2 separate regions of the Homo sapiens genome follow, and region 2 is linked to region 1. The links are chromatin loops, found by intact Hi-C in ENCODE. Cell type or tissue: mammary epithelial cell. All regions are shown on one strand. Each heading gives the region's core, and the rest is flanking DNA. Links, peaks and the distances in the headings are about the cores only. Region 1 holds the start of SNRPD1 (small nuclear ribonucleoprotein D1 polypeptide). Region 2 overlaps ABHD3 (abhydrolase domain containing 3, phospholipase).

Evidence for each region. Hi-C counts contacts between places; a loop is a spot of excess contacts. Peaks named below come from ENCODE experiments on the same cell type or tissue, not always from the same donor. Only the 100,000 strongest peaks of a DNase experiment are listed, where the experiment ranks them.
Region 2: a loop joins it to region 1, with 4 times the contacts of the local background. A loop is called at or near these places in 5 of 110 quality-filtered maps.

What each region holds. Positions count from the first base shown.
Region 1 is chr18:21,606,134-21,618,182 of GRCh38, reverse strand. It overlaps SNRPD1 (small nuclear ribonucleoprotein D1 polypeptide), which reads right to left and starts at 5,869. Exons shown (of 4, transcript NM_006938.4): 1 at 5,740-5,869. The coding sequence starts at 5,753. RefSeq lists an enhancer at 5,721-5,810 and a silencer at 6,071-6,120. In mammary epithelial cell, for the core only: a CTCF peak has its summit at 5,966 (motif pointing left); a DNase peak (open chromatin) is centred at 5,892; H3K4me3 peaks cover 1,902 bases; H3K27ac peaks cover 1,811 bases.
Region 2 is chr18:21,663,496-21,675,544 of GRCh38, reverse strand. It overlaps ABHD3 (abhydrolase domain containing 3, phospholipase), which reads left to right. Exons shown (of 9, transcript NM_138340.5): 5 at 11,315-11,427. Among named protein-coding and RNA genes, the nearest start is that of MIR320C1, 14 kb to the left of the region's middle. In mammary epithelial cell, for the core only: a CTCF peak has its summit at 2,541 (motif pointing left); DNase peaks (open chromatin) are centred at 2,434, 5,584 and 7,264; H3K27ac peaks cover 1,837 bases.

The DNA of each region.
Region 1 (12,049 bases), core at 2,795-10,794:
CCAAAGTGCTGGGATTACAAGCGTGAGCCACTGCACCCAGCTACACACAGGTTTTTTACTAAGAATATATTGTAGCATGTGGAGAGGGGAGTCAGGTATTAGGGGACTCCTAGTAAGAAGCCTGAAAAGTTGGAAATATGCAGCAAGAAGAAACAAAAGAAAAAATACAGCATAAGACACAGAGTAATTATAGATACAAAGATGGAGTCTTGTTCTGTTGCCCAGGCTGGAGTGCAATAGCGCAATCTCAATCTGAGCTCATTGCAACCTCCGTCTCCCGGGTTCAAGAGATTCTTGTGCCTCAGCCTCCCAAGTAGCTGAGACTACAGGCGCATGCCACCACACCCAGCTAATTTTTGTATTTTTAGTAGAGACGGGGTTTTACCATGTTGGCCCAAGTGATCTGCCTGCCTCGGCCTCACAAAGTGCTACGATGACAAGCATGAACCACCACGCCTGGCCGATGAAATGTTAAGTTCAATATTTTAGGTCCTATGAGTAGAGAGGAGTTAGGCAGGTTCCTTTCATGGAAAGCCTAAGCTCTGTTAAAGAATTCCTCTAGGAGAGCTACTGAAGGATTTTCATCAATGAAGTGGAGTACCAGGCTCATATTCACATTTAAAAGAGAACCTAGGGCCAATGTTCAGAAACAGATTTTAGAAAGACAAGAGACCAAAGTATAATCTCTAGGAAGACAAATTATGTGACTAGAGCAGTACATATACAAGTTAAAACTACAGTAATCGAGACATAAGGAACAACAAATAGATCAATGAAACAATACAAGCAAACAGATCTATTTCTGGTCCCACATTTACATGGTTGATTTAGCTGGGATTACAGGCACTCGCCACCACAACCAGCTAATTTTTGTATTTCTTTTTGTTTTAGTAGAGCCGGGGTTTCACCATGTTGGTCAGGCTGGTCTCGAACTCCTGACCTCAGGTGATCTGCCTGCCTTGGATTCCGAAAAGTGCTGGGATTACAGGCATGAGCCACCAAGCCTGGCCTTATATGGTTGATTTTTTACAAAGGTGCCAAAGACGTGTAACAGGCAAAGGAAAGTGTTTTCAACAAATGATGCTGGAATAACTGGAAATCCATACAGAAAAAAAACGAACCTGGACCACTAACACCATTTTCCAAAAGTAATCCAAGATGGATGATAGTCACTTGAGCCCAAGAGTTCCAGATATAGGCTGGGCACAGTGGCTCACGCCTGTAATCCCAGCACTTTGGGAGGCCAAGGCAGGCAGATCACAAGGTCAGGAGATCGAGACCAGCCTGGCCAAAGTGGTGAAATCCCATCTCTACTAAAATACAAAAAAAATAAGCCAGGCATAGTGGCACATGCCTGTAGTCCCAGCTACTCGGGAGGCTGAGGCAGGGGAATCACTTGAACCTGGGAGGTGGAGGTCGCAGTGAGCCGAGAGTGCGCCACTGCACTCCAGTCTGGCAACAGAGCAAGACTCCATCTCAAAAAAAAAAAAAAAGACTTAAAGAGTTCCAGATACATAAAAATCGATCAGTCAGGCATGGTGGCTCACGCCTGTAATCCCAGTACTTTGGGAGGCCAAGGCGGGTGGATCACAAGGTCAGGAGTTCGAGACCAGCCTGACCAACATGGTGAAACCCTGTCTCTACTAAAAATACAAAAATTAGCCAGGCGTGGTGGCAGGCGCCTGTAATCCCAGCTACTTGGGAGGCTGAGGTAGGAGAATCGCTTGAACCTGGAAGGCAGAGGTTGCAGTGAGCTGAGATCGCACAATTGTACTCCAGCCTGAGCTACAAGAAGAGAGACACTATTAAGGAAATGAACATGTAAACCACACACTGAGAGAAAACACATCTGACAAAGAACTGGTATCCAGGACACAGATCTAATTTCTACAACTCTGGGCTGGGCGCAGTGGCTCACGCCAGTAATCCCAGCACTTTGGGAGGCCAAGGCGGGCGGATCACGAGGTCAGGAGATTGAGAACATCCTGGCTAACACGGTGAAATCCCGTCTCTACTAAAAATACAAAAAATTAGCCGGGCGTGGTGGCAGGCGCCTGTAGTCCCAGCTACTCGGGAGGCTGAGGCAGGAGAATGGCGTGAACCCAGGAGGCGGAGCTTGCAGTGAACCAAGATCATGCCACTGCACTCCAGCCTGGGTGACAGAGTGAGACTCCGCCTCAAAAACAAACAAATAAGCAAAAAACCGACTAAACCCTAAGGAGATACCACTACATACCCACTAAAATGGCTAAAATTAAAGACTGAGCAAACAACACCACATACTGGTGAGGATGTGGACCAATTGTTATTCTAATATATTGTTAATGGAAGTGTAAAATGGTACAACCACTTTGGAAAATGGTCTGGAAATTTCTTAAAAAGCTAAACACATAACTATGTTACAGTCCATCAACTCCACTCGAGTATTTACCCACGAAAATTTGTTTCCCTCCAAAAACCTGAAGAATATTCAACGTAGTTGTAAACAAAATACATAACTTTTTATTTTATTTTCTTGTAATTTTTTAAAATACGGAGCTTTTTTTTTCTTTTTTCTTTTTTTTTGAGACGGAGTCTCGCTCTGTTGCCCAAGCTGGAGTGCAATGGCGTGATCTCAGCTCACTGCAATCTCCACCTCCTGGGTTCAAGGGATTCTCCTGCCTCAGCCTCCCTTGTAGCTGGGATTACAGGCACCTGCCACCATGCCCAGCTACTTTTTTGGTATTTTTAGTAGAGATGGGGTTTCACCATGTTGGTCAGGCTGGTTTCAAACTCCTGACCTCAGGTGATCTACCCGCCTCGGCCTCCCAAAGTGCTGGGATTACAGACGTGAGCCACTGCGCCCGGCCTAAAATACAGAACTTCCAAACACACAATGCACTAATATCCAGTAATAAAAATGAACACATTACTGATACACTTCACAATGTGGATGAATCTCAAAAACATGTAACTAAAAGAAGTTTTACGCAAAAATACTTTGTGATTCCAAATATATGAAATTCTAGCGCAGGCAAAATTCATTTCTGGTGGAAGAAACTGGTTGCATCTAGGGGTATGGAGCCAGAGGTTGCCTGGGAAAGGCTTGAGGAAACTGTCTGAGGTTTTGGTAATGTTACTTCTGTTGATATGGGTTTAGGTTACAAAAGTGTTTACATTTTTCAATAGCAGGAAATATACACTGCATTTCATTGTATAAGATATTTACCTTAAAGAAGGAAAACAAAAATCCATGAGTGGGATAAAAAGGGCCTGAACTTAATGGTGGTGACTGGAATGAAAGGCTACTATGGGCAGGACAAATACACAATTATCCCTCCCTAACTGAGCCCAGGAACCAAATGGATTCAAATTATTTTCAGATGAATCTTTCACTGTCTGAATTCTTTCCACTTAGTGAAACTTGGATATCAAATAGTAACACAGTGTCCCTCAGTATAAAACACACTATTTGAACCCAAAAACCAAACAGGATAATGTGGGTCACTTTTATGAAGTAGGTAAAACTGGCAAAATTGGCAATGTATCAAATGTCAAGGACATCAGGAGAGAAAAAGTCAAGCTCACCTCCCAGGTTTTTGGTTAGGGTGACAGTGAGAATAAGGATGACAATGCTGCCAACTGAGATACAGAAATAAATCTACTGAAAATGCAAACCAGTTAGTCAAACAATCATTTTCTGGAGGAAAAATACATTCTCTGGTAAGAAAAAAAATTTGTTTCTATATTTTACCTAAGACACAAAACAGGATTCAGTACAGGTATTAAAAATTACTGGAAAATTGTCATAACATGCAGTATCTTTAAAGGGAACAAATGGAATCCAAGGTGTATTACACAAAATTGAACTATGAGTGGATTAAGATTCAGATTGGCAGGTATGGAGAAATTTCAAAAAATGTAATTTTCTTTTTTTGAGACCGAGTCTCACTCTGTTGCCCAGGCTGGAGTGCAGTGGTGCGATCTCAGCTCACTGCAACCTCCCAGGATCAAGTGATCCTCTTACCTCAGCCTCCTGAGTAGCTGGGATTACAGGCGCCCGCCACCATGCCCGGCTAATTTTTGTATTTTTTCGAAAGAATGGGTTTCACCACGTTGGCCAGGCAGGTCCTGAACTCCTGACCTCAGGCGATCCGCCTGCCTCAGCCTCCCAAAGTGTTGGGATTACAGGCGTGAGCCACCACGTCCAGCCTAAAAAATGCACTTTAAATTCTATGACTTCCTATCCAAAGTTATAGTTCAAATAAAAATATACCAAAAATTAACCTTAAATGTCTTTTGTACCAACTCCTCCCTGAATATAATTTTTTTTTTTTTTTTTTTTTTTTGAGATGGAGTCTCGCTCTGTCGCCCAGGCTGGAGCGTAGTGCCACGATATCGGCTCACTGCAACCTCTGCCGCCTGGGTTCAAGCGATTCTCCTGCCTCAGCCTCCTGAGTAGCTGGGATTAAAGGCGCGCGCCACCACGCCCCACTAACTTTTGTAATTTTCGTAGAGACGGGGTTTCACCATGTTGGTCAGGCTGGTCTCGAACTCCTGACCTAGTGATCCACCCGCCTTGGCCTCCCAAAGTGCTGGGATTACAGACGTGAGCCACTGCGCCTGGCCTCCTCCCTGAGTGTTGAAGGCTTTTATGTGTTATTTAAAACGTTTCAAACAAACGTTACTTCAGACGTTATCTACTTGTCTGTCATCCCCACTAACCAGAAAACTCCAACAAGGCAGGTACTCTGCCTTTTAAAAAATCCTATTACCAGCGCCTAGTATGTAACAGGTGCCCAATAACTATTTAGCGGATATTGACAATCCTTGACTCAACAGGAAAAAAACAAGCTAAATATTTATAATTGCTGGCTTAGCTATTAGAAACGTCTGCCTCTGTTCCAGGCTTAGTCTCAAGGAAAAACACCAAAACCAAATCTACTTGCAGGTAGTTTAGAATTATTCACATCAGCAAACAAGTTTTCAGAAGACTCACCTAACTGACAGGGTCTATTTATTTCTTAAGAAATAAAACAGGAGAACTATATATTATCTGAGTAATCAGCCACAATTACGTTGTGATAATTTCTGCCCTATATTGGGAGATTTTCCTAAATAAAAAGCCTACCTTAAAGGGAAATAGAGGTGGAATAATCAATCACAAATCTAAGGAGGATAAAAAGGTAAACTTAAAAATCGGCCGGGCACGGTGGCTCAAACCTGTAATCTCAGCCCTTTGGAAGGGCGAGGCGGGCAGAAAGCTTGAGCCCAGGAGTTCGAGACCAGCCTGGTCAACAAAGTGAGACACCATCTTTATTTAAAAAAACAAAAACTTGTGAAGCCGGAAGTCCTTCTCTGATTTAAAATATTTTGCAAACAGGTTTGTTTCCAGATAAGCTCATACAGCTTTCTAAGTACTGTTAAGCAGGACTGGGGAGTTCCACTCAAAAAGAAAATGAGTAACTGTAAGAGGGAGATGTGTCCCAGGAGGCGCTGCATCTTTAAAGCCTCTAAGTCACTAGGCAGGAAGAAAAGGCTCGGCCTTTATACCAATCTCTTGGAAGACACGCGGGATCCGCGAGCGACCCAGGCGGAAGCCCAGGCCCGAGCACGAGCTGCGGGCGCAGTAAGGCCGGCCGTTAGCAGGCCGCGCACACGCGGCTTTCCCGCCTCCTGCAAATGGGAGAGCCCAGCCTTCCGGACTCCGGGCCAAGCCCTCCCTTCACAGCCCCCAGAGCTGCTTGGTCACTCCCTCACCTCACGAGCTTCATCCTAGCGGCGCCGTCACCCTCTGGGTCCGACAGCACACAGAATCCTTCAACCGAACACTGACCGACTGCAGTATGAATGGCCGGAAGCGCCTACTCCAGGGGCTCCGGACGTCAAGAGCGCGCGGAGCACTGCAGGCGCATGGCGGAAACGCCGAGGCTGCGCTGGGCCGCACTCTCTTCCGGCCGCGAGGAGCGCGACTGCGGCCCCTGGCGGCTGGAGGTTGCCTTGCGACGGCTGAGGGTATCGAGGGCTGGTCTTGGAGAAAAATGTCCTACAAGAGAGGGAGATTCGAAGAGATTAAATCCAATTAATAGGACTGTCGCATTTTGGGAGGCCGAAGCGGGGGTATCACCTGAGGTCAGGAGTTCAAGACCAGCCTGGCCAACAGGGTGAAACCCCCGTCTCTACTAAAAAGACAAAAAATTAGCTGGGCGTGGTGGCGGGCGCATGTAATCCCAGCTACTCGGAAGGCTGAGGCAGGGGAATCGCTTGAACCCGGGAGGCGGAGGCTGCAGTGAGCGGAGATCGCACCACTACACTCCTGCCTGGGCAACAAGAACGAAACTCCGTCTCCCAAAAAAAAAAAAAAAAAAAAAAAGTACTGTCACCATCACGTTTCTGAACAGCAGGGCACTGTGAGTGCAGCACCTAATACAAATTCCTCACTGAACGGAAAGAAGGTCTTAGAGAAGCCCAAAGTCTTATGCTGATTCTGTTCCAACACCAGGAACCTAGCATTGCTTACTGTACCTGAAGCAAATCACACAATGGGCCAGGCGCTGTGGCTCAAGCCTGTAATTCCAGCACTTTGGGAGGCCGAGGCGGGCAGATAGCGAGGTCAAGAGATCGAGACCATTCTGGCCAACATGGTGAAACCCCGCCTCTACTAAAAATACAAAAATTAGCGGGGCGTGGTGATGCGCGCCTGTAGTCCCAGCTATTCGGGAGGCTGAGGCAGGAGAATCGCTTGAACCCAGGAGGTGGAGGTTGCAGTGAGCTGAGATCGTGCCACTGCACTCCAGCCTGGCAACAGAGCGAGACTCCGTCTCAAAAAATAATAATAATAAAAATAAAATCCACAATGTAGCAGATTATTTTCACTTTAAGTTCCAATCTATAAGACAAACTTTTCAGTCTTCATCTTTCTCAACATCTCATCAAAATATATATATTTTTTATTTTTTTGAGATGGAGTCTCACTCTGTCGCCCAGGCCGGAGTGCAGTAGCGCGATCTCAGCTCACTGCAACCCTTGCCTCCCGGTTTCAAGCCATTCTCGTGCCTCAGCCTCTCCAGTAACTGAGATTACAGGCGCGCATCACCATGGCCCGCTAATTATCGTCTTTTTATGTATGTATGTATGTACGTACGTATGTATGTATTTTGAGACAGAGTCTCCCTCTGTCGCCCAGGCTGTAGTGCAGTGGCGCGATCTCGGCTCACTGCAAGCTCCGCCTTCCGGGTTCACGCTATTCTCCTGCCTCGGCCTCCCAAGTAGCTGGGACTACAGGCGCCAGCCACCACGCCCGGCTAATTTTTTTGTATTTTTAGTAGAGACGGGGTTAGCCAGGATGGTTTCGATCTCCTGACCTCGTGATCCGCCCGCCTCGGCCTCCCAAAGTGCTGGGATTATAGGCGTGAGCCACCGCGCCCGGCATTATTGTCTCTTTAGTATGTGAGCTTCATCAAAATTTAACACAAACACTCCCCTTCCCTCTTTCGGGTTTCAGGATGCCAAGCTCACCTGGCCTTTTTCCTTATCCTACTAACTACTCTTGCTTTGTTTTGTTTTGTTTATAGACAGGGTTTCTCGCTCTGTTGCCCAGGCAGGAGTGCAATGGCACAATCAGGGCTCACTGCAGCCTTGACCGTCTGGGCTCAAGCTATCCTCCTGCCTCAGCCTTCTCAGTAGCTGGGACCACAAGTGCGTGCCACCATGCCCAGCTAATATTTTATTTTTTATTTCGTAGAGAAGAGGTCTTACTATGTTGCCCAGGCTAGTATCCAACTCCTGGGCTCAAGAGATTCCACTGCCGTGGCCTCCCAAAGTACTGGGTTTACAGGCCCAGAGCCTCCATGCCCAGCCTCTAACTACTCTTTCTAAATCTCCTTAGCTGGTTCCTCCTTCCCTATGGAGCCAATACATGTCACAGTGTTTCCCGGCTTGTGGCTGTAGTCTTTTTATGTATACTTTTTCTTTTAACCTGGTAATCTCCTCCAAAACCATGACTTTGATTTGTATCTCTAGCCTAGACTTCATCGCTGATCAACAGAACTCTTAGATATTGTAAGACAATACTTATCGGCTGGGCATGGTGGCTCATGCCTGTAATCTCAGCACTTTGGGAGGCCGAGATGGGCAGATCATGAGGTCAAGAGATCGAGACCATCCTGGCCAACATGGTGAAACCTCGTCTCCACTAAAAATACAAAAATTAGCTGGGCGTGGTGGCGCATGCCTGTAGTCCCAGCTACTTGGGAGGCTGAGTCCCAGCTACTCGGGAGGCTGAGGCAGAAGAATTGCTTGAACCCGGGAGGCGGAGGTTGCAGTGAGTGGAGATTGTGCCACTGCGCTCCAGCCTGGGCGACAGAGCAAGACTCCGTCTCAAAAAATAATAATAATAATAAAAATTAAAAAAAATAAAGTTTCCCCAGGTGAGTCCTACACACATTAAACTTTGATAAATATTGCCCTTTTTTTGTTGTTTGAGACTGACTTGCCACGCCTGGCCAAAACTTTATATTTATTTATTTATTTATTTATTTATTTTTGAGATGGAGTTTCACTCTTGTTGCCCAAGCCGGAGTGCAATGGCACGATCTCAGCTCACTGCAACCTCTGCCTCCTGGGTTCAAATGATTCTCCTGCCTAAGTCTCCTGAGTAGATGGGATTACAGGCACTCACTACTGCGCCCAGCTAATTTTTTGTATTTTTAGTAGAAATGGGGTTTCACCATGTTAGCTCGGCTGGTCTCGAACTCCTGACCTCAGATGATCCATCCACCTTGGCCTCCCAAAGTGCTGGGATTTCAGGCTTGAGCCACCACGCCCAGCCTGGAAACTTTAAAATGAAAATCTGATTCAATCGTTGTGGGGCCTGAAATTCTGCAGTTCTAACAAGCCTTCAGTTGATGAAGCTGCCCCTACTCTATACACATCAATTTGAGTAGCAAGGCTAAAACGGATATTTGTGTGTTGCCTTCTCAACATCTATTCCCTTGTCTTTCCAAATGTTTCTAATATTCTTCTTGTGATCCTTGTGGTCCTAAGAAAGCTGACTCTACCCTTTTAATACTCCATTCCATTACTTGTTCACAGTAGGTTTGGGATCTAAGTTGATCCAATTGGACCTTTAGAGGGAATGTTCTTTTCTTTTGTTGTGAATGGAAAGGGAGTAACCCCTGGAGCTGTTGGGAACTTCCTTACAACCAGGAGAAGAACCAATTTCAGGACATAGTGTTGTTTGTTTCTTTGTTTGTTTGTTCATTTAGACAGGATCTTGCTCTGTTGCCCAGGCTGGGGTGCAGTGGTGTGATCCTAGCTCACTGTAGCCTTAGGCTCCTGGGAATAAATTGATCCTCCCACCTCAGCCTCCCAAAGTGCTGGGATTACAGGGAGCCACTGTGCCCAGCCAAGGACAGAGTTTATAAAAAACTAAAACCTGTGATGACATCAATGAGCCCCTAGATAATGAATACTGCCTGAATGTTGCTATTTAGAATTAAATAGCCAGCCCTGCAGTGCATGCCTATAGTCTCAGCTACTTGGAAGGCTGAGGCAGGAGAATCACTGGAGCCCAGGAGTTTGAGGCCAGCCAGGGCAGCACAGGAAGACCCTATCTCAAAAATGAAAAAAATTAAATAAAATTTAAAAATTCAGCTCCTCAGGCCAGGTGTAGTGGCTCATGCCTGTAATCCCAGCACTTTGGGAGGCCGAGGCAGGTGGATCATGAATGAGGTCAAGAGATCAAGACAATCCTGGCCACCATGGTGAAACCCCATCTCTACTAAAAATACAAAAAAATTAGCCGGGCATGGTGGTGCATGCCTGTAGTCTCAGCTATTCGGGAAGCTGAGGCAGAAGAATTGCTGAAACTTGGGAGGTGGAGTTTGCAGGGAGCCGAGATCACGCCTCTGCACTCCAGCCTGGGCGATGAGCAAGGGTCCATCTCAAAAAAAAAAAAAAAAAAAATTCAGCTCCTCAATTTTGGTAACTGCATTTCTTTTTTTTTTTTTCGAGATGGAGTCTTGCTCCATCACCCAGGCTGGAGTGCGGTGGCTCCATCTCAGCTCACTGCAACCTCCACCTCCTGGGTTCCAGCAATTCTCTGCCTCAGTCTCCCAAGTAGCTGGGATTACAGGGGCCCGCCACCTCATCCGGCTAATTTTTGTATTTTTAGTAGAGACAGGGTTTCACCACCTTGGCCAGGCTGGCCTTGAACTCCTGACCTTGTGATCCACCCTCCTCGGCCTCCTCAAGTGCTGGGATTACAGGCGTGAGCCACCATGCCTGGCCTAGTAACTACATTTCAAATACTCATATGTGTCTATGGCTACCCTTTTGAACAATGCAGATATATGAATATTTCCATCATCATAGAAAGTGTGATTGCACAGTGTTTTTTGAGGACCATATTTGTTTCCTTCTTAGCATTTAATTATTTACTTATTTATTGTCAGATACAAGATTGCAAACTGAAAGCAGGGAATTATGTCTTTTCTGTTGACTGCAGCACCTCCAGCATCTAAAATAATGCTTTGTTGATATGTCCTCAATAAATATTTGTGAAATAACTAAATGCCTCGGCTGGGCGTAGTGGCTCACACCTGTAATCCCAGCATTTAGGGAGGCCCAGGTGGGCGGATCACCTGAGGTCAGGAGTTCGAGACAGGCCTGGCCAACATGGTGAAACCCTGTCTCTACTAAAAATACAAAAATTAGCCGAGTGTGGTGGCGGGCGTCTGTAATTCCAGCTATTCAGGAGGCTGAGGCAGGAGAATGGCTTGAACCTGGGAGGCAGAGGTTGCAGTGAGCCAAGATCGTGCTACTGCACTCCAGCCTGGGCAACAAGGTGAGACTCTGTCTCAAAAAAAAAAAAATAATAGGCCGGGCGCGGTGGCTCATGCCTGTAATCCCAGCACTTTGGGAGGCCGAGGCGGGCAGATCACGAGGTCAGGAGATCGAGACCATACTAGCTAACATGGTGAAACCCCATCTCTACTGAAAATACAAAAAAATTAGCCGGGCGTGCGCCTGTAGTCTCAGCTACTCGGGAGGCTGAGGCAGGAGAATGGTGTGAACCCCGGAGGCGGAGCTTGCAGTGAGCCGAGATGGCGCCACTGCACTCCAGCCTGGGCAACAGAGCGAGACTCCATCTGGAAAAAAAAAAAAAAAAAAGAAAAAAAAATAATAACTGAATGCCTCTTCTATTAGGATGCATGCTCCATGAGGAAGGAGACTTGAATGTATTGTTCTCTGCAGTATCCCCAGTACTGAGCATGGGGTACTCCTCTCTATTATCTTGAAGGCCCCTCCTACTTTGGGCTGATAAAAGAAAATAACTTGTATTTGATGAATCAGAGTTTTTTAACTTTATCAAGCCCAGAGAAACATTAAAATGAGACACACGTCTCATTCATCTATTGAAACTGTTTGTGGCCGGGCCTGGTGGCTCACACCTGTAATTCCAGCACTTTGGGAGGCCAAGATGGGAGCCTCCCTTGAGCTCAGAAGTCCAAGACCAGCCTGGGCAATATGTTGAGACCCCAAGTTTCTACTAAAAATACAAAAAAAAAAAAAATAGCTGGGCATGGTGGTGCACGTCTGTGGTCCCAGCTACTCGGGAGGCTGAGGCAGGTGGAGGCTGCAATGAGCTGAGATGGTGCTACTGCACTCCAGCCTGGGCGACAAAGCCAGACCCGGTCACACACACACACACACAAAACTGTTCACTATTATTACAAGTAGCTATAAATTACCTACTAATGCCACACCAGACACTAAACCCCATACTCTATAGCTTAACAATGCATAGTCAATCACTAATCAATGTTATTTCTGTAAGCCAATGATAATTCTTGAAAAACAACTTTCTATCAGCTCACTCCCTGTCCAGGTTTTTTGCCTTTAAAAACCTGCTTGTAACAAAGGCCAAAAGGAGCTCGTATTCAAATTTACTTGTGTCTGAGTCTTCCGGGCAGCTGTCCTCACTTTGGCTCAAGTAAACTCTTTAAATCACATTTTGTGTTTCAGCCTCTTCCTTTTAGGTTGACAGGGGCCTGCCTACTTCTTAAGC
Region 2 (12,049 bases), core at 2,412-10,411, 58 kb before region 1:
CTGTAACGCCAGCACTTTGGGAGGCCAAGGTGGGTGGATCACGAGGTCAGGAGATCAAGACCATTCTGGCTAACACAGTGAAACCCTGTCTCTACTAAAAACACAAAAATTAGCTGGGCGTGGCAACAGGCGCCTGTAGTCCCAGCTGCTCGGGGGGCTGAGGCAGGAGAATCGCTTGAACCCAGGAGGCAGAGGTTGCAGTGAGCCGAGATCATGCCACTGCACTCCAGCCTGGGCAACAGAGCGAGACTCAGTCTCAAAAAAAAAAAAAAAAAAAAAAAACCCACCTCATTCCACAGATGAGGACACCTCTGGAGAAGTGGGGTGACAATCAGAAGTCATAAAGCTGATGAGTGGTCTCACGGCAGGAACTCAGGCTGTGCAGCCTGGTGTCTTGACCTTTCAGTACTGGCTTCCAGTCAAGTCAGCCTGAAAATCTGGGGATAGATGGAAGGAGGGTTTTCAGAGAGAGGATCGTCCCTCCAACCTCAGATTCTTTGGGGTTAAGGACTCAGGTTTAGAGAAATCTGTTTTTGTTTTCTACTAGCTTTTCCATGGAAGCTAGTAGTGTAGGAGGGACTTAGAGTTCTTCCCCCACCCCATCCCTCCAGTTCCTCCACCCCACCCCACTGTGGGCCATTTTCTGAAGAAGGCATTTAGAAAGGATTAAAGGACCTCCCTGATAGCCAGAGGGAGGAGGGGTATAGAGGTCAGGGCCAGCCAAGGCACAATTCAGTTTCAAACTTCTACCTTCAGGCAGTGCCTTTCTCACATGCAGTACCTCCCTACTGGACATATTGTTGCACCCAAGTCGGCCCTTTCCTAAATGCTTCAAAAATAACCTGTTCCTGCTCCCCTTACCTTCCTCTATATAACAACCCAGGAAGGCTGGTCTCAGCCAGGTGTAGGTGTGAACACATTTAATCCTTGAGAATTTTCTCCCAACATTGATAGGTGCAGTCCAATAATAACAAAAATTTTAAACGTAGAAGATTGTGACCAGGTGTGGTGGCTCACACCTGTAATCCCAGCACTTTGGGAGGCCAAGCCAGGAGGATCACTTGAGCCCAGGAGTTGGAGACAGGCCTGGGCAACATAATGAGACCTTGTCTCTACAAAAAATTTAAAAATTAGCTGGATATGGGCATGGTGGCACGTGCCTGTAGTCCCAGCTACTCAGGAGGTTGAGGCAGGAGGATCGCTTGAGCCCAGGAGGTTGAGGCTGCAGCGAGCCATGATCATGCCACTGCACTGCAGCCTGGGCAACAGAGCAAGAACCTAGCTCAAAAAAAAAAAAAAAAGTTCAAAATAAAAGAAAGAATGTTTTGTTGAATAATGGAAGAGTTTTAGAAATAATAATTTAATAGCTAGGTATCATGCTTAATATGTGTCAGGTGATCCTGTAAGGTATGAGATGTTTGGGAGTACTTCCCCATACACTTCAAGGAATCCAAGAGTTCAGACCCATATAGAACTGGATTTCCCTTCTCCCAAGTCACTCAAGAAAGGTTTTACCATTCTTACCACTGCAGCATCCTCCTTGGCTTAGCTCTCACCCTACTTATTCTCTTGTTGCAGAGGTTCTCAACTCTGGCCACCCATTAGAGTCCCCTGGGAAGCATTGAAAAATACTGATCCCTGGCCAGGTGTGATGGCTCACACTTATAATCCCAGCACTTGAGAGGCCGAGGCGGGTGGATTGCATGAGGCCAGGAGTTTGAGACCAGCTTGGCCAACATGGTGAAACCCCTTCTCTACTAAAACTACAAAAATTAGCCAGGCATGGTGGCAGGTGCCTCTAATCCCAGCTACTCAGGAGGCTGAAGAAGGAGAATTGCTTGAACCCAGGAGGCGGAGGTTGCAGTGAGCCGAGACTGCCACTGCACTCCAGCCTGGGTGACAGAGCAAGATGCTGTCTCAAAAAAACAAAAAACAAAACAAAACAAAAAACAGCTGGGCGCGGTGGCTCACGCCTGCAATCCCAGCACTTTAGGAGGCCAAGGCGGGTGGATCACCTGAGGTCGGAAGTTCCAGACCAGCCTGACCAACATGGAGAAACCCCGTCCCTACTAAAAATACAAAATTAGCCAAGCGTGTGGTGGTGCATGTCTGTAATCCCAGCTACTCGGAGGCTGAGGCAGGAGAATCGCTTGAACCTGGGAGGCGGAGGTTGCGGTGACCTGAGATCGTGCCACTGCACTCCAGCCTGGGCAACAAGAGCGAAACTCCATCTCAAAAAATATTGATCCCTGAACCCCATCCCCCAGAGATTCTGATTCATTTGGTCAAGGGTGGAGTCCAGGTATCTGTAATTTATTTTAAATAAACACTTCTTGGTGAGTCTAATGTACAAACAGGGCTGAAAATCCCTGGGAGGTGATGAGTAGTCCTGCATGTGATAGCCTCCATGACCCAGGTGAGTCACGAGATTTGCCTCTTAGGAGCCTGGACTGAAAATAATTCCTGGCTGACCTGCTCTAAGCCACTAACAAAACTGCTCATTTATTGGTGTAGCTTGTATAACCTGACATCATGAGCATGCACGGCTGCCATCTGGAGCGCTGGCAGGAATGTGACACAGAGGCCAGCCTCAAAGCTGGCCAGGATATTTCCTGGGGCCCTTTGTTTTATGGGTAGTTGATTTTTAAAATTAGCAAACTCCCAGGCAAATTTAGACAATGGTCATTTAATATGTCTATCAATGACTGGGTGAAATGATGGTTCATTAAACTGCTGGTTTTATTTATGTGCAAGTAATTTTTCTTCTGTCTGACTCATTATTTAATTAACTCATATTCCAAAAATAAAATCAATTTTCCTAGGGACAACTTAGGCAATTTGTTAGGTACTGGACAGGGGATGGGTGGAATGAAAACCACATCACACTGTAGAGATCAATTAAGGAGCATAATTAGTCCTATTTTAAAAGCATTGTTCCTCTTGGGGAGGCCCACATCCACACAGGAATCACAGACTTCATTTAAATGCATCTTATCCAATATTTGAGTGCAAATCATTAAGTACTTGAGAGAGGAATACTCAATGAAATATTCTAAGATCCTGATGATCATCAAACATTACAGTTAATATGAAACGTAAATGATTTTTTTACCAGGCATTCGTGTGTCTTTTTCAGATTTCACTTTGCTGGACAGAAAACTAAAATTCTCGATAGCTTAGTTCAGCATTGGAAGTGCGGTAACCCCAGCCCTGAAAGAGAAGGATTCTGAGTTATGGCTTCCACTGCAGAGTAGCAAATTAATCTCCTCCAAGAATAGCTAGGGAGAGTCTGGCTACCTGATTAACAGAGGGAATTTTAAAATTTGAGTCTAGGTCAAAAATTGTTTTTTTAATGAAAAGAATTTTAAATTCTGAAACAGATTTTCTAAATCTGGTACAAGAAAACTGTCAGGAGAAATCAGCTTGTCAGCTTTTAAGAAGCCCTTAGTTGATTAAGAAGGATAAATTAGATGTAGTCCATAGGTAAATATAAAATATATGCTTTATTGTTTTTCTATTATATATGAATAATAGTAATTAATGATATTTCATTCTCTTCAATGCATCTTTTAAAACTAACCTCTTTCAGCCATTAAATTACTGTTGTTGGCCAGGCATGGTGGCTCACGCCTGTAATCCCAATACTTTGGGAGGCTGAGGCAGGAGGATTGCTTGAGCCCAGGAGTTTGAGACCAGCCTGAGCAAAATAGTGAGACCTCATTTCTATAAAAAATAATAATGATAATAAATAAATTACTGTCATTGCTCTCTGATCATAGTCACAGTTGGATAATTTAAACAACCTTGGCTTGTAATTATCATCAAATTATTCTAACTTATTGAATGTTTATGTCCAAATATCTGCTGGAAGTGATATATCTTTTGGATTTTTTACATTTTTCCCATCCTCATCCCACCCAGAAGGAGTTTCACCACCCAGCAGAATCCTCCCAGGTCTTCCTTCGTCTCTCTTCTGATTAGATGTGATTTCATCTACCAGAAGGATAGCTGCCAGTTGCATTACTAGCCCGAGTAACAGAATTTAACCAGAGTTTTTTGTCTAAAAGGCTTCTAGTTGTATCTTCAGGCCTGGAGACAGTTTCTGCAAAGCCTATCAATTCAATATACTGCCCCATAAATGTCTTTGCTGTGTATTCTGGGTGATTCTTTAATGGGTCCCAAGTTCTGTAGGCTGTGCTTATTTCTAACTTCAGCTCCTGTGAAGAAAGAAGACAGATGATGTTTCCTGTTGGAACCCATCAAGCAGCAAGCGGCTGTGCGATAGAACTGCATAGTTGTGTATATCAGAACTTATTAGTTAATCAGGTCTCCTCCCTTTTAGTCCTGTGTGTCAGTTCAGTTTGACAAGGGTTTATTAACAAAGCTAGAGGTGAAAAGACAGTGATAGAGACTCACATGGGATAGGGCATGGAGCAGGCTGGACAGGGCAATTAGCAGGATTGAGAACAGCTGTGAGGTCCTAAAGGACAGGGGCCAAGTCTCACCTGTTGTGACATTTATTTATTTTTTTGAGACAGGGTCTAACTCTGTCACCCAGGCTGGAGTACAGTGGCACGATCTTGGCTCACTGCAACCTCTGCTTCCCGAGTTCAAGCAATCCTCCCACCTCAACCTCCCAAGTAGTTGGGATGACAGGCATGTGCCACCACACCTGGCTAACTTGTATTTTTTGGTAGATAGGGGGTTTCACCATGTTGTTCAGACTGGTCTCGAACTCCTGACCTCAAGTGATCCACCCTCCTCAGCCTCCCAAAGTGCTGGGATTACAGGTATGAGCTACCATGCCCAGCCTTCTTGTGACATTTATTCCATGCACAATTTCAACAGGCAAGGTTGACAGAGAAGGACACCAGGCAGGTGAAGGTCACAGGTGGCAAGGATATTAAGGGGCCTAGCAGGCAAGAGAACAGTATCCCATTGGTCTGCATCTGTACATTTGGAGAAATAATAAAATACAGAGCTGGAAGGATTGCTCGGCGTCATATTGTGGAAAGTCTTGAATGCTTGGCAGAGGCTTAATTCAGTAGGCAGTGAAAAGCTAATGAGAAATTTTAAGCAGAAAGACTGTCATGATTACAGCTGCAAGTGTTCATTAGGAAGATTAATCTGATAGTGTAGATTAATGATGTAGGATTATGAATGATTATCAAGAAAAACTGGGAGTTAACCAGTTTTGTGGCAGTCCAGGTGAGAGGCAAAAAGGCCTTGTAGCAAAGACAGCTGGTGCTACATCCTTACCCCCTTGGCACTTACCATTCCCACGTATGCCTTTTTGAGGGCTTCCTGCATCTCTGTGACTGGGGGCCTTCTCTAGCCATCGGAGCCTGCTGGAACTGCACTTAGGGCAGACCAGAAGTACCGGGGCGTTAACATCCTCCAGGATAGGCTTCAACCAGTGGCTAAAAGGGAATTGGTGGATAAATAGCTCATTTGCCACTCAGTGGGGATCATTGTAAGCCTTGTTCAACAGTCTCCCAGACTATCCCAAGGACTTGAGTCCCAGTTGCCCACAGCCATAAACTGCCTGGTATCATTTTCTTATTGACTTCCTGCCTTTCCTGACTCACTCTGCCACTCTCCCGCGGGTGCTTCCTGGTGTCGCCTTCCATATGAACTGCTGGCACTCACATCCTTGCTTCAGGGCCCCTTTTGAGAGAATCCAACTTACCAGCCCTGTACTCGAGAGGAGTTTCCTTTCACTGAGGAGGAAGAAGCTACAGGATTGGGCAGTTTATCAGCTGTGCAGTTAAGGGAGAGGGAGAATGCCATGTCGCCCACAATTTTAACTAGGAAAATATAAGTGCCATTTATAGGGAAATGGGAAGTTAGGAGAAGCGTTGGGAGTTTTCATGAAGAGGAAAATGGGTTAATCTTCGTGCATGTTGAGTCTGAAGTACTGGTAGAACATTACAGGGCAGCTGCCTGCTGGAACTTGGAAATTTGAATCTGGAGCTGAGGATGAAAGTGACAGTGGAGGTTTAGGTTCAGTCACTGGGGAGAGGTGATTGATGAAGATAGGGGAGTAGATAAGAGCTTCAAGAACTGGGTATTGACCAGAAAATAAGCAGATACAAGCCTAAGACAAAACTTTTGGGAATGAATACCTACCTGCATTTGGGGTTGGGGGAAAAGTGAGAGACTGGGTAGGAAATGGAAAGCTAGCAGAGCCGCCAGGGGAGGAGCTAGCAGGAGGCCGACTATGATGGAAAGGTTCTAGATTTGCTGAATCTCAGAGTTCTGGAAACTGTCGATCTTTACCATTGGATCATTATGTATTGAGGCATAAGGAGCTTTATATAGTTTATTTACTCATTTTGAGACAGAGTCTCAGTCTGTCACCAAGGCTGGAGTGCAGTGTCATGATCACAGCTCACTGCAGCCTCTACCTCCCAGTCTCAGGTGATCCTCCACCACACCTGGCTAATTTTGGGTGTGGGTTTTTTTTGTTGTTGTTGTTTTTTAATTTAGAGACAGGGGTCTTGCTGTGTTGCCCAGGGTGCTCTCAACTGCTGGGCTCAAGCGATTGGCCCACCTCAGCCTCCCGAGTACCTGGGACTACAGGCATATGCCACTACACCTGCCTAGCTTTACATATTTTAACATTTTAAGTGTCTATTGCAGTGTAGCACAGCTGGGGCTATACGGCTATACTATTATAAAAGAAAATAATATGTCAGATTGTATAGTGCTTTATCTAGAATGAAGGCAGTGCCAGAAATCCACACTCCTTCATTGGCAATATTATCAGTGTTGATCTTAATGCAATCTATTTGGAGAAAAACGTTTAGGGAAAAATCAGCCCCTATATCTGAGGGTACCAGATAATGATTTATTCACTGTATACCTCATGGAACCCTGGTGCTTTACAAGAATTAGGTTCTTATTACAAACATATAACGCAGGCTCTGCTACTTTGTGACCTTTGGCAAATTACTCAACCTTGCCAGGCCTTAATTTCCTTATGTGTAAATAAGGAACCAAGTGACATCTATGGTCCTTTTGACACAAAGATTCTGTGATCCTAGCAATTTTCCTTAGGGCATTTTTCTTATGCCCTAACTCTGTATGTGTCTATATGTATGCATTCTTACATATACACATATAGTTAAAGCCTATATAATAAGAATATATATTGGGGACTATTCATAAATAATTCAGAAATTTTAAAGCTGTGCAGTGTGAATAGACTCACCTGCAATAAAAATGCTGAGTAAGGATGATTTCATCACCCAGGTTCTCATGACAAATTCTGAAGTCACTATGAATGAGCATAGTAGAAGATATTTTCTTTTCTTTTTCTTTCTTTTTTTTTTTTTTTTTTTTGAGATAGATTCTTGCTTTGTTGCCCAGGGTGGAGTGCAGTGGTGTGATCTCGGCTCACTGCAAGCTCTGCCTCCTGGGTTCGTGCCATTCTCCTGCCTCAGCCTCCTGAGTAGCTGGGACTACACGTGCCTGCCACCACACCCGGCTAATTTTTGTATTTTTAGTAGAGATGGGGTTTCACCATGTTGGTCAGGCTGGTCTCGAACTCTTGACCTCAGGTGATCCACCAGCCTCAGCCTCCCAAAGTGTTGGAATTCCAGGAGTGAGCCACCACCCCTGGCCACTAGAAGATATTTTCTATTTAGATTTTACGTTGAATTTGTGCCCCCCGCCCCTTGTGATTGACGTGCATTCAATCAAAAAGTATTTTTTTTAAGTGTCGGAGCATAGTCAGTTAGTAGCTGTTAAGATGTTACAGGAGTTATTTAACCTCTCTAAATTCAGTTTCCTCATTTATAAAATAGATACACTGGGATCTTCCTCAGGGTTTTGTGGACACAAATTTAATGATCCAATAAATGTTAGCCATCGGAAATATTGTCAGGTTAACGTTTTTCTTTCAGAGAGTCATGTTTGCAGATTCCAAAAGATGCCAGTAGGGAATAGGCTGTGTTTTAGGGATGAGTTTAATTGAGGCAATTGTTAAAAATTATAATTTTCGGCTGGGCGCGGTGATTCACGCCTGTAATCCCAGCACTTTGGGAGGCTGAGGCGGGCGGATCACTTGAGGTCAGGAGTTCAAGACCAGCCTCAACATGGAGAAACCCCATCTCTACTAAAAATACAAAATTAGCCAGGCATAGTGGTGCAGGCCTGTAATCTCAGCTACTCGGGAGGCTGAGGCAGGAGAATTGTTTGAACCTGGGAGGCGGAGGTTGCGGTGAGCCGAGATCTCGCCATTGCACTCCAGCCTGGGCAACAGCAGGGAAACTCCGTCTCAAAAAAAAAAAAAAAAAAAAAAAAAAAGGGTGTGGTGGTGGGCGCCTGTAATCCCAGCTACATGGGAGGCTGAGGCAGGAGAATGGTGTGAACCCAGGAGGCAGAGCTTGCAGTCAGCCGAGATCGCACCACTGCACTCCAGCCTGGGCGACAGAGCGAGACTTGTCTCAAAAAAAAAAAAAAATGTAATTTTCTCAGGCTACTCATTAGTGATTGAACAGTGGGTGATACAAAACTTTCCTAGCATGATCATGGTTAATTGACATAGTGAAATTGGGTGGTGTAGATAACTAGTTTCCATGTTTTCTTAGAGTAATGTTACCAGATTCCTCTCCTTGTTATTAAATTTCTGGTTATTTTTTCGCACATATACTTAATTCTGACACACACACTCACATATATTCTACCGAGAGGATTGCCCCCTCCTCCCAGATCTCAAGTGAAGCATCCGTGATGCTTTTCTGCTATAAACAGAGCCCTTATTGATGACATTCACATGAAAACCATGTGTTTAAATGTGTTATATATTGAAGCATGGTCAACTTTACATATTTTAATATTTTAAGTGTCTACTGCAGTGTAGTACAGCTGAGGCTATCTGTATATACATACTATTAGAAAAGAAAATGTTTGGCCAGGCACAGTGGCTCACGCCTGTAATCCCAGCACTGTGGGAAACCAGGGCGGGTAGATCATTTGAGGTCAGGAGTCCCAGACCAGCCTGGCCAACATGGTGAAATCCTGTCTCTACTAAAAATTCAAAAAAAATAGGCCGGGCACGGTGGCTCACACCTGTAATCCTAGCACTTTGGGAGGCCAAGGCGGGCAGATCATGAGGTCAGGAGTTAGAGACCAGCCTGGCCAACATGGTGAAACCCCATCTCTACTAAAAATACAAAAATTAGCCAGGCGTGGTGGTACGTACCTGTAGTCCCAGCTACTCAGGAGACTGAGGCAGGAGAATCGCTTGAACCCGCGAGGCAGAGGTTGCAGTGAGCCAAGATCGCGCCACAGCACTCCATCCTGGCAACAGAGCGAGACTGTGTCTCAAAAATAAAATAAAATAAAGATTAGCTGGTGCACACCTGCAGTCCCAGCTACTCAGGAAGCTAAGGCAGGAGAATTGCTTGAACCCAGGAGGCAGAGGGGTACTAGTGAGCTGAGATTGTGCCACTGCACCCCAGCCTGGGCGACAGAGCAAGAATCCATCTCAAAAAAAATAAATAAAATAAAAATAAATTTAAAAATAAAAGAAAATATTCAGTTAATAAATTAGACCGTAGATTGCTTTATCTAGAGTGAAGACAGCACTAGGAAACCATACTCTTTCATTGGCAGACAGCACTCAAGGTGGAGAAAACAGTTCCCCAGTTAGAAATGAGCTACAATTTAAAATTTTGGGGATTTGGGGTACACTATTGAAAAGCCCCTTTTGCTTTTTTTTTTTTTTGAGATGGAGTCTCACTCTGTCACCCAGACTGGAGTGCAGTGGCGTGATCTCAGCTCACTGCAAGCTCCACCTCCCGGGTTCACGCCATTCTCCTGCCTCAGCCTCCTGAGTAGCTGGGACTACAGCGCCCACCACCACACCTGGCTAATTTTTTGTATTTTTAGTAGAGACAGGGTTTCGCTGTTTTAGCCAGGATCTCCATCTCCTGAGCTCATGATCCACCTGCCTTGGCCTCCCAAAGTGCTGGGATTACAGGTGTGAGCCACTGCGCCTGGCTGCTTGTTTGTTTTTTAATAAATAATGATTTTACTTGGGAGGCCAAGATGGGAGGATTACTTAAACTCAGGAATTTGAGACCAGCCTGGGCAGCATAGCAAGATCCTGTCTCTACAAAAAAATAAAAAATTTGCCAGGCATGGTGGTGCATGCCTATAGTCCCAGCTACTCAGGAGGCTGAAGCAGGAGGAGCACTTGAACAAGGAAGTCGAGGCTACAGTGAGCTGTGATCATACCATTGCACTCCAGCCTAGAAACAGAGCAGGACCATGTCTCAAAAAAATTTTTTTTGGCCAGACGTGGTGGCTCATACCTGTAATCCCAGCACTTTGTGAGGCTGAGGCAGGCGGATCACTTGAGGTCAGGGGTTCAAGATCAGCCTGGTCCACATGGTGAAACCCCATCTCTACTAAAAATGCAAAAATTAGCCGGGCATGGTGGTGGGTGTCTGTAATCCCAGCTACTCAGGGGAGTGAGGCAGGAAAATCATTTGAACCTGGGAGGCAGAGGTTGCAGTGAGCCGAGATCACATCACTGCACTCCAGCCTGGGCAACAGAGCAAAACTCCATCTCAAAAATAATAATATTTTTAAAGTTACTTTGGGCCAGGCACAGGCTCACACCTATAATCCCAACACGTTGGGGGGCCAAAGCAGGTGAATCACTGTAACCCAGGAGTTCAAGACCAACCTGGACAACATAGCAAGACCCCCCTGTCTCTACAAAACATTTTTTTAAAAATCTGTTTGTGGTGGCCTATACCTGTGGTTCCAGCTACTTGGGAGTTTAAGGTCAGAGGATTGCTTGAGCCTGGGAGGTCGAGGCTGCAGTGAGCTGTGATCATGCCACTGCAATCTAGCCTGAGTGACAGTGCAAGACTCTGTCTTTCCAAAACAAACAAAAAAAAAGGTTATTTTGTCTTTGAGGGTACAGGTTGTTTTTTGTTTAATAGAAAGCACAGTTCTCTGCTTTTTTTCCTAAACTGCTCTGGTTAAGTTGGAGACACGTTTGAGTATGGTACTTTGTTTAATTGAAGGTATTTGTATTGGTCTTGCCCCATCTGCATCAAGCCTTCCTTGCATGTTCATGGTCTTTTTGTTAGTGCCAACTCTAACTGTGCTGACTTTAAATGGCATGTATGTGCGCTGCAAGACAGGAAAATGATAAATTATTAATACTACAGTATGTGCAAACAAAGGTTATTTTCTCATATGTATGACTCCTTGCTCCTGTTTACATTTCTGCATTTTACAAATCATTAACCTCACATTGTAATTTTTGTGCTTTACTTGTCACTACTTCCAGACGCCAAGGACTTATTGTTGTGCTAACACTGAAGACTTGGAGACAGTTATTCACCATGTACACAGCCTGTACCCTTCTGCTCCTTTCCTGGCAGCAGGGGTTTCAATGGGAGGGTAAGGTTTTCCCTTTCTAAAATAATCTCTGAGAGGGAAGCTATTTTATTGGCTGTCTCTTTGAGAGGACTATAAGCTAGCTGTATGGACACTTTTTAAATAAATGTCTGATTATGTTTATCATATTTTATTAAATGCGGTTGATTGAATGAACGAAGGAAGGAAAGAATTAATTCAGGTGAATTTTAATATTTTTCTTAACTACGGGTCTCTGTGACTGCGGATTTTGTGAGCCTGAAGGTTTGTCTGAAGCCCATGAAGTCGATTGCATCACTCACCGGCTGCCATGTTGACCTTCTGATTCCTGACGCACTCCCAGCCATCCCTGGAGCTGCGTTCTGAAGCTGAACTTGTAGCATGACTTTCATCACTCCAGTTACAGAAATAATCACTTATTGCTCTCTCCAGCTGCAGTGGCCTTCAAAATTATTTTTCCCCAGGTGGTATTTTGTTTTGTTTTGTTTTGTTGCTGGGCAAATGGAACTACTGTGGAGTGCTCTCCTAGAAACTGAAATTTTGTTAACCCCCTACTCCAGCTGTTATTTTAAGCATACGGATATTGTCATTTGTGCTGCTTGCAATTACTTTGGGGCTTATTTGGAACTTTCCTATTTAGGCTTAT